2 separate regions of the Homo sapiens genome follow, and region 1 is linked to region 2. Evidence: read pairs that join two places in POLR2A ChIA-PET (ENCODE). Cell type or tissue: Caco-2. All regions are shown on one strand. Links, peaks and the distances in the headings refer to the core of each region. The heading gives the core; the rest is flanking DNA.

What was found. ChIA-PET counts read pairs that join two places held together with the same protein. Peaks named below come from ENCODE experiments on the same cell type or tissue, not always from the same donor. Only the 100,000 strongest peaks of a DNase experiment are listed, where the experiment ranks them.
Region 1: POLR2A ChIA-PET joins it to region 2 with 14 read pairs; 4 of 35 experiments call an interaction of 5 or more read pairs at or near these places.

Annotation. Positions count from the first base shown.
Region 1 is chr19:42,258,108-42,263,475 of GRCh38, reverse strand. No RefSeq gene overlaps it. Among named protein-coding and RNA genes, the nearest start is that of ERF, 5.7 kb to the right of the region's middle. RefSeq lists a silencer at 4,663-4,863 and an enhancer at 4,682-5,368. In Caco-2, for the core only: no CTCF peak of the experiment used is centred there; no DNase peak of the experiment used is centred there.
Region 2 is chr19:41,868,275-41,873,642 of GRCh38, reverse strand. RPS19 (ribosomal protein S19) reads right to left here. Exons shown (of 6, transcript NM_001022.4): 4 at 4,429-4,612; 5 at 3,890-3,944; 6 at 718-2,292. The coding sequence ends at 2,266. It overlaps MIR6797 (microRNA 6797), which reads right to left and starts at 4,016; the gene lies at 3,945-4,016. RefSeq lists enhancers at 35-284, 1,598-1,857, 2,098-2,167, 3,610-4,168. In Caco-2, for the core only: a CTCF peak has its summit at 315 (motif pointing left); DNase peaks (open chromatin) are centred at 322, 2,879 and 3,942.

The DNA of each region.
Region 1 (5,368 bases), core at 209-5,208, 390 kb before region 2:
CGCTTGTAATCCCAGCACTTTGGGAGGCTGAGACAGGAGGATCACTTGAGTCCAGGAGTTTGAGACCAGCCTGAGCAACATAGTGAAACCCCATCTCAACAAAAAAATACACAAAAAAATTAGCCAGGAGTGGTTGGGCATGGTGACTCACGCCTGTAATCCCAGCACTTTGGGAGGCCGAGGTGGGCAGATCACAAGGTCAGGAGTTTGAGACCAGCCTGGCCAATATGGTGGAACCCCGTCTCTACTAAAATTACAAAAATTAGTCGGGCGTGGGGGCAGGCGCCTGTAGTCCCAGCTACTCAGGAGGCTGAGGCAGGAGAATCCCTTGAACCCGGGAGGCGGAGGTTGCAGGGAGCTGAGATCACGCCATTGCACTCCAGCCTGGCAACAGAGCGAGACTCCATCTCAAAAAAAAAAAAAAAAAAAAAAATTAGCCAGGAGTGGTGGCATATGACTTGGTCCCACTTACTTGGGAGGCTGAGGTAGGAGGATGGCTTGAGCCTGGCAGGCGGAGGTTGCAGTGAGCCGAGATGGTGTCACTGCACTCCACCCTGGGCAACAGAGCCAAACCCTATCTCGAAAAAAGGAAGAAAAAAGTAGCTGATTCTAGAATAGTCAAAGGTAGAGCTGGTGGAAATTCCCTTCAGATTGGATATCGGATGAGAGAAAGGGGGCAAGGATGACTCCAAGGTATTCAGCCTGAACAGCCAGCAAAATGGAATTGCAATTTCCTGAGATGGGGAAGCTTGTGGGGGCAGCAGTTTGGGGGAGTTCAGGAAGACCATTTTTGATTTGGCAAGCTTGAGAAATCCAGATAGACACACTGGTGAGGTAGTTGGATGTGCCAGATTGGAGTTCAGGGGAGAGTCGAGATTGAGATAGAATTGTGGGCGGAGGCTGGGCGCGGTGGTTCACAGCTGTAATCCCAACACTATTGGGAGGCTGAGGTGGGAGCATCACTTGAGCCCAGGAGTTCAAGACCAGTCTGGCCAACATAGTAAGATCCCCATCTCTCCAAAAAGATACAAAAATTAGCCAGGTGTGGTGGTGCACAGCTGTAGTCTCAGCTGCTCAGGAGGCTGAGGTGGGAGGATCACCTGAGCCTAAGGGTGTCAAGGCTGCTGTGAGCTGTGATCGCACCACTGCACTCCAGCCAGACAACAGAGTGAGACCCTGTCAAGAAGGAAAAAGAGGAAAGAAAGAAAGAGAGAGAGAGAGAGATCAGAGACGAGAGAGAGAGAGAGAGAGAGAGGGAGGGAGGGAGACAGAAGGAGAGGAGAGAGATAAATAAACCAATAAATAAATAAATAACTGTGGGTGTAATCAGCATAGAGATGGCATATCCACTGTGGGACTGGTGGAGGTTATCAAGGGAATGAGTCTAGACAGGAGAAAAGAGGGATCTGAGCCCTGGTGCCTTCAGCATCTTCAGTCAGGGAGATGAGAAAGAGTGATACTCTAAGGGGGTGACATTCTGTTTAGAGGTGGTCACACTGTGTATGGTGGCTATACCATATGAGATGAGTCATACTATTCATTTTTTAAATTTTTGTTTTGTTTTGATAGAGAACACTGCAACAGGGTTTTGCAGAGGGGGAGAGATTGGACTCAATCCCCCGCATCACACTATCTTTTTTTCTTAAGAAACAGGGTTAGGCCGGGTGCAGTGGCTCACGCCTGTAATCCCAGCACTTTTGGAGGCTGAGGCAGGCGGATCACGAGGTCAGGAGATCGAGACCATCCTAGCTAACATGGTGAAAGCCCATCTCTACAAAAAATACAAAAAATTAGCTGGGCGTGGTGGCGGGCCTCTGTAGTCCCAGCTACTTGGGAGGCTGAGGCAGGAGAATGGCGTGAACCCGGGAGGCTGAGTTGCAGTGAGCTGAGATTGCGCCACTGCACTCCAGCCTGGGCGACATGGTGAGACTCCGTCTCAAAAAAAAAAAAAGAAAGAAAGAAACAGGGCTCGGTGGCTCACGCCTGTAATCCCAGCACTTTGGGAGGCTGAGGCAGATCACGAGGTCAGGAGTTCAAGACCAGCCTGTCCAACATGTTGAAACCCCATCTCTACTAAAAATACAAAAATTAGCCGGGCATGGTGGTGGGCACCTGTAATCCCAGCTACTTGGGAGGCTGAGGCAGAAGAATAGGTTGAACCCGGGAGGCGGTGGTTGCAGTGAGCCAAGATTGTGCCACTGCACTCCAGCCTGGGTAATAGAGAAAGACTCTGTCTCGGGGGGGAAGAAAACAGGGTTTTCAGCCAGGCGTGGTGGCGGGTACTTGTAATCGCAGCTACTTGGGAGGCTGAGGCAGAATTGCTTGAACCCAAGAGGTGGAGGTGACAGTGAGCCGAGATCGTGCCAACGCACTCCAGCCTGGGTGACGAAGCGAAATTCCACCTCAAAAAAAAAATAATAAATAAAAAATAAAAAAGCTGGGTGTGGTGGCTCAGGCCTGTAATCTCAGCACTTCAGGAGGCCAAAGAGGGTGGTTACCTGAGGTCAGGAGTTTGAGACCAGCGTGGCAACATGGTGAAACCCTGCCTCTACTAAAAATACAAAAACAAATTAGCTGGGCATGGTGGCGTGCGCCTGTAATCCTAGCTACTCGGGAGTCTGAGGCAGGAGAATCACTTGAACCCAATCTCAGCTCACTGCAACATCTGTCTCCTGGGTTCAATCGATTCTCCTGCCTCAGCCTTCTGAGTAGCTGGGGTTACAGGCACCCGACACCATGTCCAGCTAATTTTTGTAGTTTTAGTAGAGACAGGGTTTCACCATGTTGGCCAGGCTGGACTTGAACTCCTGACCTCAGGTGATCCACCTGCCCACCTCAGCCTCCCAAAGTGCTGGGATTACGGGCATGAGCCACCGCACCTGGCCAATATTTCACCATCTCTACCATCTCTGGGGGTGGGTATCAGTGTTGATAAAGCAATTGGAGTCACATAGGCCACTGAAAGATTACAATATCCATGGACACGTTTGCACAAACCACCAAACTTAAGAGGCCCAGACGACATTTTCACGAGGGACTTTCACTCTCCGCGGATCGTTCAGATTCTCCCACGAGGCATGCCGATCATCCGTGATTGTGTTTCATAGAAACACTGAGTTTGAGCCAACCATCTGGGTCAGAGTGGGATTATGACATTAATACACAATTTCACACTGTCAGTGCAGTGTGCTTTATTTTTTTAAATTTTATTTTTAAGAAAAAATGTCCCTTAACACCTAGGTGATGGGTTGATAGGTGCAGTAAACCACCATGACACACGTTTACCTATGTAACAAACCTGTACGTCCTGCACATGTATCCCAGAACTTAAAATAAAAATTAAAAAAAAAAAAAAGAAGAAAAAGAAAACATAAGCCTGGGCTGCCCTTTGGACACCACGGACACAGATCTGCCAGTAAGAACCATCCTCCCGGCCAGGCTTGGTGGCTCACGCCTGTAATCCCAGCTCTTTGGGAGGCCGAGGTGGGCGGATCACCTGAGGTCAGGAGTTCGAGACCAGCCTGGCCAACATGGAGAAACCCCATCTCTACTAAAAACACAAAATTAGCCGGGCGTGGTGGCGCAAGCCTGTAATCTAGGCTACTCGGGAGGCTGAGGCAGGAGAATTGCTTGAACCTGGGAGGAAGAGGTTGCAGTGAGCTGAGATCCTGCCACTGCACTGCATCCTGGGTGACACAGGGAGACTCCATCTCAAATAAATAAAAAAAAAAATAAATAAATTTTTTGTAGAGAGAGTCTCACTCTGTTGCCCAGGCTGGTCTTGAACTCCTGGCCTCTTGAAATTCTCCTGCTTCGGCCTCCCAAAGTGCTGGGATTACATGTGTCAGACACAAACTGCAGCCAGCCTGTTTATTGCTGTTTACTCTAACTGTTGTTACAGTTGGAGTCTGTAGGGTAGAGTGCTCTTGTTATCCATGGGGCATAGAGTTCACTCTGCTAATAATTATTAACAGTATTTATTGCATACTTACTTTGCATCTCTGATTTTTCTTTTTTTCTTTTTTTTTTTTTTTTAAGACGGAGTATCGCCCTGTCACTCAGGCTGGAGTGCAATGGCATGATCTCGGCTCACTGCAACCTCCGCCTCCCGGGTTCAAATGATTCTCCTGCCTTAGCCTCCTGAGTAGCTAGGATTACAGGCGCCAGCCACCACGCCCAGCTAATTTTTGTATTTTTAATAGAGACGGGTTTTCACCATGTTGGCCAGGATGGTCTGGAACTCCTGACCTCAGGTGATCCACCTGCCTCGGCCTCACAAAGTGCTGGGATTACAGGTGTGAGCCACCTCGCCTGGCCACATCTCTGATTTTTCACAATAACTTGATCATGTAGGATCTATTAACACCTCCATTTTACAAATGAGGAAAATTGAGGCTCAAAGAGGTGAACTTGGCCAGGCGCAGTGGCTCACGCCTGTAATCCCAGCACTTTGGGAGGCCAAGGAGGGCGGATCACGAGGTCAGGAGATCGAGACCATTCTGGCTAACACGGTGAAATCCCGTCTCTACTAAAAATACACAAAATTAGCTGGGCGTGATGGCGGGTGCCTGTAGTCCCAGCTACTCGGGAGGCTGAGGCAGGAGAATGGCGTGAACCCGGGAGGCGGAGCTTACAGTGAGCCGAGATAGCGCCACTGCAGTCTGGCCTGGGCGAAAGAGCGAGACTCCATCTCAAAAAAAAAAAAAAAAAAAAAGAGGTGAACTTCGCTAGGCAGGGTGACTCACACCTGTAATTCCAGCACTCTGGGAGGCCAAGGTGGGCGGATCGTTTGAGCCCAGGAGTTGGAGACTATCCTGGTCAACACAGAGAGACCCCAACTCCACTAAAAATAAAAAAAAATTAGCTGGGTTGGCTGGGCATGGTGGCTCACGCCTGTAATCCCAGCACTTTGGGATGCTGAGGCGGGTGGATCATCTGAGGTCAGGAGTTCAAAACCAGCCTGACCAACATGGAAAAACCCCGTCTCTACTAAAAATACAAATTAGCTGGGCGTGGTGGCGCATGCCTGTAATCCTAGCTACTCGGGAGGCTGAGGCAGGAGAATTGCTTGAACCCAGGAGACGGAGGTTGCGATGTGCCAAGATGGTGTCACTGCACTCCAGCCTGGGCAAGGAGAGCAAAACTGCGTCTCAAAAAAAAAAAAAAAAAAAAAAAGCTGGGCATGGTGGTGGGCGCTTGTAATTCCAGCTACTCAGGAGGCTGAGACAGGAAAATTGCTTGAACCAGGGAGGCAGAGGTTGCAGTGGGCCAAGATCGTGCCATTGCACTTACAGCCTGGGTGACAAGAGCAAAATTCCATCTCAAAAAAAAAAAAAAGTAACTGGGCATGGTGGCATGTGTCTGTAGT
Region 2 (5,368 bases), core at 116-5,115:
ACAACTCAGCTCTGCCAACTGACTGGTCATCTGAAACTCAGTTTTTTCTCCTATAACATGGGTACAAACCCCCCACTTGATAAGACTGCAAGAATATTCTGCAGTGCATTTGGCACAGTATCTAGGACAGTTCTGTAGCCCTGGGAACCAGGACCCCAGGTGTTCTGCTGGGGTCACTAGCCCCTCTGCACTTCAATTCCCCGTTACAACCCCCTCCCAGGAATAAGCCTGGCTCCAGACCTGGAAGCCCTAGGAATTCACCTTCAAGAGCCTTCGGTGGCTGAGCTTCTTTCTAGGCCCTCTACTGCTCCCCAGTGGCTGGAGCGGCGCGGCTGCGGGATTGCAGGCCTGCTCGGGACACCTAGACCTTGCTTCCTACCTGGGAAGCGCAATGCCTGCTGCTGTGCAAACCGGACGCTTGGCATTGAGTTCTCATGTCAGCTCTGGGAAATGTTTTCATTAATGGCCAAAAGAGGAAACTAGAGCCCAGAATGGGGAGTGACTGGCCTGCAGCTAGAGTGCAACCCTTTGGGCCTCTTTTCTGAGGCACAGAGCCCTTGGAGTGGCTAGGTCCAGGCTGCAGCTGGGTTGCTTGGGTTCATATGATGGCTCCAGCTGTGGGATATCTGGCAAGTTACCCAGCCTATGGCTTACTTTACCTACCTCCAAAGCACTTTTCGGCACTTACTTCACAGAGTTGCTGAGTGTAAACAACGGTGCTTTTAACATTTTTATTGATTCTTTTTTTGAAATGGAGTCTCGCTCTGTTGCCCAGGCTGGATTGCAATTGCTCGATCTCAACCCACTGCAACCTCCGCCTCCGGGGTTCGAGCGATTCTTCTGCCTCAGCCTCCTGAGTAGCTGGGATTACAGGTGCGCGCCACCATGCCCAACTAATTTTGGTATTTTTAGAGACAGGGTTTCTCCATGTTGGTCAGGCTGTTCTCAAGCTCCCAACCTCAGGTGATCAGCCCGTCTCGGCCTCCCAAAGTGTTGAGATTACAGGTGTGAGCCACTGTGCCTGGCCGATACTTCTTAAACTCTTACGCCTTACGTTTGGGGACTGCCAACTGAACTGTCCAGCAGCAGAGCTACTCAGAGCCAAGGCTCTCCACGGCATCTTGTCCAGTCTCTCAGGAGTTAGCAGGCTTACACACGAGGAGACGAAGGCTCAGAGGATAAGGTGCACAGGGTTACGTGGGATTAGGGGCAGAGTTGTGATTTAAACTCTAGTTTGAACTTCAAAACCCAGGCTCGCCCCTTTCCAGGAAATGGGTCAGATCCCAGGAATAATTTGGACAGGGGAATCCTGGGAGATATTGGCCAAACCAGTTTAGTCTTCCCAACTGGGAGGGACATCTGGTCACAGCGGGCCCTAAGTTTCTTTCCTGGCTTGCCCCTCCAGGGGTCGGACAGCTGCCCACTGGGTGCTATTTGGATCTCCCAGCCTGACCAGGTGCCCAATCATGGGCGGAGGCCACATCCCACTTGCCGTGCACGACTGCAAAGGTTGTGCAGCCCGTGTGTGGCCGCCCTGGTAATTCAACTTCTGCACAGGGATCTGCTTCCACCGACTTCCTGCCACTGCCACTCAGCGGGCCCAAGACCGCTCAGATGCAGAGTGAAGGCTCAAGGACCATTCAGCCTGTGCAGGCCCCAGGCCCAGGAAAGTTAGTGTGTAGGCAGCACAGGTCAGTTTGCGGTGGAGGCTCCCTGGTGGTCTGTCCTTTTCTACCTTCCAGGGAAGAGCATGAACCCTGGGCCCTCTTGCTTTACTCCAGCGGAAGCCACCTCTGCAGCCCAGGCCCAGCTGAGGTCACAGCTCACAGCCATCCTTTCGTTTCTCACTTTCTGACAATTGCAAAGACAGGATGTGGGGGAGTGAGCCACAAGGGCCCCTGGGTCCTTCCTCCAAACCCAGATGGGAACTGTTTGACCTGGGAAGGCCCGACTGGCTGCCGGGTAAACAGCCACCCAATCACCCTGGGCCCCCTCACCCAAGGGAAGGGAGGAAGCGCCTCTTCCTCATGCCCCTGAAGAACAATCAAGAGACCCAAACCAGACCAGGCACAGTGGCTCACACTTGTAATCCCAGCACTTTGGGAGGCTGAGGCAGGAGAATCATTTGAACCCAGAAGGCGGAGATTGCAGTGAGCTGAGATGGCGCCACTGCACTCCAGCCTGGGCGACAGAGCAAGAGACTCAAAAAAGAGACCCAGACCAGGATTACGAATGAGGCAATTTATTAACCCAGCATGGTTTGTTCTAATGCTTCTTGTTGGCAGCTGCCACCTGTGGGAAAAGATGGAAGAATAAAAGTTAGTCAAGGGGGTCTCTGCTGGGGCACTTTGTAACAGCTACCTAACTACCCACCACAGGTGGGCACCCCGATTTGTGGTTTCAAATGCATCTATCTCATCTAATTCTCACTGTGGGTATTCCCCCATTTCACAGACGTGGAAACTGAGTCTCAAGGGAGTGGCCAGGCACAGTGGCTCACACCTTTAATCCCAGCACTCTGGAAGGCCGAGGCAGGTGGATCACCTGAGGTCAAGAGTTCGAGACCAGCCTGACCAATATGGTGAAACCCTGTCTCTACTAAAAATATAAAAACTAGCCAGGTGTGGTGGTGTGTGCCTGTAGTCCCAGCTACTCGGGAAGCTGAGATAGGAGAATTGCTTGAACCCAGGTGGCAGAGGTTGCAGTGAGCTGACATTGCACCACTGCACTCCAGCCTGGGCGACAGAGCAAGACTCTGTCTCAAAAAAAAAAAAAAAAAAAAAAAAAAAAAAAGGAAGGGAGTGGCGGAGTGGAGTCCAAATTCCGCCCACTGCCATGTGAGAAGGCCAACATCCAACCACCAGCAATGATGTGTGCGCCAAGCCCCACTCTGCCTGGAAGAGCTTTCTCCTTCCAGACCACCCCCAACTCCTAGAGGGCTGACACTTTCCATTCTTTTGTGACACTTGACTGACTAAATGCTCCAAGGCTCCTAGGAGGCCTGAGTCAGTGATACAGAATTGAGCTCATGCCAGGCCCTGGGTGCTCCTGCTGTACTATAGCTCACTGACTCCTCACTACCATGCTTGAGGTGGCCAAGGGTAGATTTTGGCCACAGGGAGGCCAAGACAGGAGACTGTGGCACCAGGGGTGTGGCCACTCTGCCCCAGGGTGTTGGCCAGCCAGGATCTGAATGGAGACCTGGGTTCTGAACCAGCCCCCCTCCCTTATCTCCACCTCTCCCAAGCAGCCCATGTGATGCTCAGTACGCATGAGGACTAAGGGGAAACATCGCAGGCTGACCTGGGGAGGGGGAGTCATCTACGGGTACAGCTATGTGCTCTGTGGATAGATGCCCAGTGGCACCTGGGCTGGAGTTCCCTCCAATTTTTTTTTTTTTGAGATGGAGTTTCACTCTTGTTGCCCAGGCTGGGGTGCAATGGCATGATCTTGGCTCACCGCAGCCTCCACCTCCCGGGTTCAAGTGATTTTTGTGCCTCAGCCTCCCCAGTAGCTGAGATTACAGGAATGTGCCACCACACCCGGCTAATTTTGTATTTTTAGTAGAGACAGGGTTTCTCCATGTTGGTCAGAATGGTCTTGAACTCCTGACCTCAGATAATTCGCCTGCCTCGGCATCCCAAAGTGCTGGGATTACAGGGGTGAGACACCACAGCCAGCCTGCCTCCAAATTTCTAAGCAGCACCAACAGGAAAAGTCAGACAGGACTGTCCTTTCTCCTGTCTCTGGGCAGCCCTCCTCTGACCCCACCAGCACCCTGGGCTGTGCCCTCCAGAGAAGGAAATAAGTCTACCTGACAAAGTATGGGCTTTGGAAATGCTTGGGCAGCGACTAAGGGACCCAGCCCCACCCCAAACGCAGGCCTTACCTGTCCGGCGATTCTGTCCAGATCTCTTTGTCCCTGAGGTGTCAGTTTGCGGCCGCTGTGGGGAGGGAAGGGTCATGCAGGCCCCAGTGAGCACAGGTCCTGTTCTCAGCCCCTTCCCTCCTGGCTGTGAGCCAGGCTTCTCAAAAAGCCACCTGCCGCCAGCCAAGTCCCACTGAGGGCCCTAGTCAGGTGCATTCTAACGAGCTGGGGGCAGTAGTGGGAGCCCCCCTGGGAGCTGACGGGGTGTTGTTTGTGCAAGCATTTAGATCAAAAGCCCCGAAAAATCAATTGGGAAAAGTTAACGAGCAGGCTAATGAAAGCAGATAGTCGCTAAATTACCCTCCTGGAGCCTGGGCTAGTCAGCCAGAGAGGTCGGGGTGAGGCCCCGTGCTGTTTGCTTTTCTGCAGAATCCCCTCCTGCCTGCCTCTGATAGGAGGGGCCTGAGGGGCTGGGCAGACTATGCAGGACCATTCGTTGGGGAATTGATGACCGGGCCTCAAGGCTACTCCATCAATGCAGCCCCCTCTACCCTGCTTACCCATCTTGGTCCTTTTCCACCATTTTCAGCCCCTCCAGGGCTTGGAGGACCCGGCGGGCCACACTCTTGGAGCCTCGGCTGAAGTGGCTGGGCATGACGCCGTTTCTCTGACGTCCCCCATAGATCTTGGTCATGGAGCCAACCCCAGCGCCACCCCGGAGGTACAGGTGCCGCGCTGTGGAAGCTGGGGGTAGTGTGAGAGGGAGATTTAAGGGTCTTGATCAAGGTCTCAGGTAAACAATTCCTTGTGTGTAAACAGCTAATTCTCACTGTTTTATAAGAAGGGAAACTGAAAACACACACTAACACCCAGAAACTGACAGCCCCCTCTCCTCACCCACCCCCCCGGCTAGCTCTTCCTTGACAAACAGCCCTGCACCCTGGGTGGGCACTCCCACCATCTCCAGGGCCAACTTCTTTAGTGGTTACTATCCCAGCAGCACTGCTGTTGAATTGAACCTGAGGTTATGTAGGGGTGGAGCCTAGCTGTGACCATCTCCATGGGCCCCAGAGAAGCAGGAGTGAAGGGACCTATTGCCACTCTCCGGGCCACCTCAGTCTGGAGAGCTCAGGATAACAAGGGCAGGGCAGACACTCTGTGCAGTGGGTGCCCCCTGCTTGGAATGTGTACCAGCCCCTCTGCAGACACAGGGAAGGCTGGCTTGGGCAAGTCCCTGGTCCACCCCAGCCAGCCTCCTTGCCTGCAAAAAAAGCTCCGTAAAATCCAGTCGACACACCAGCCTCCCCAGAAACGCTTGCACGCTTCTATTAACTGGAGCACACATCTGCCAGGCCCTGTGCCAAATGCTTTTCGATCTCTCCACCCTTCTTCACCTGAGGGCCGGGTTACTCTGAGGACTCAACAGGTGTGTCAAGTGCTACTCTCCTTTAAAGAGTGAAACTGAGGTGCCAGAGGGTACTCACTGGCTCCGTGTCACAC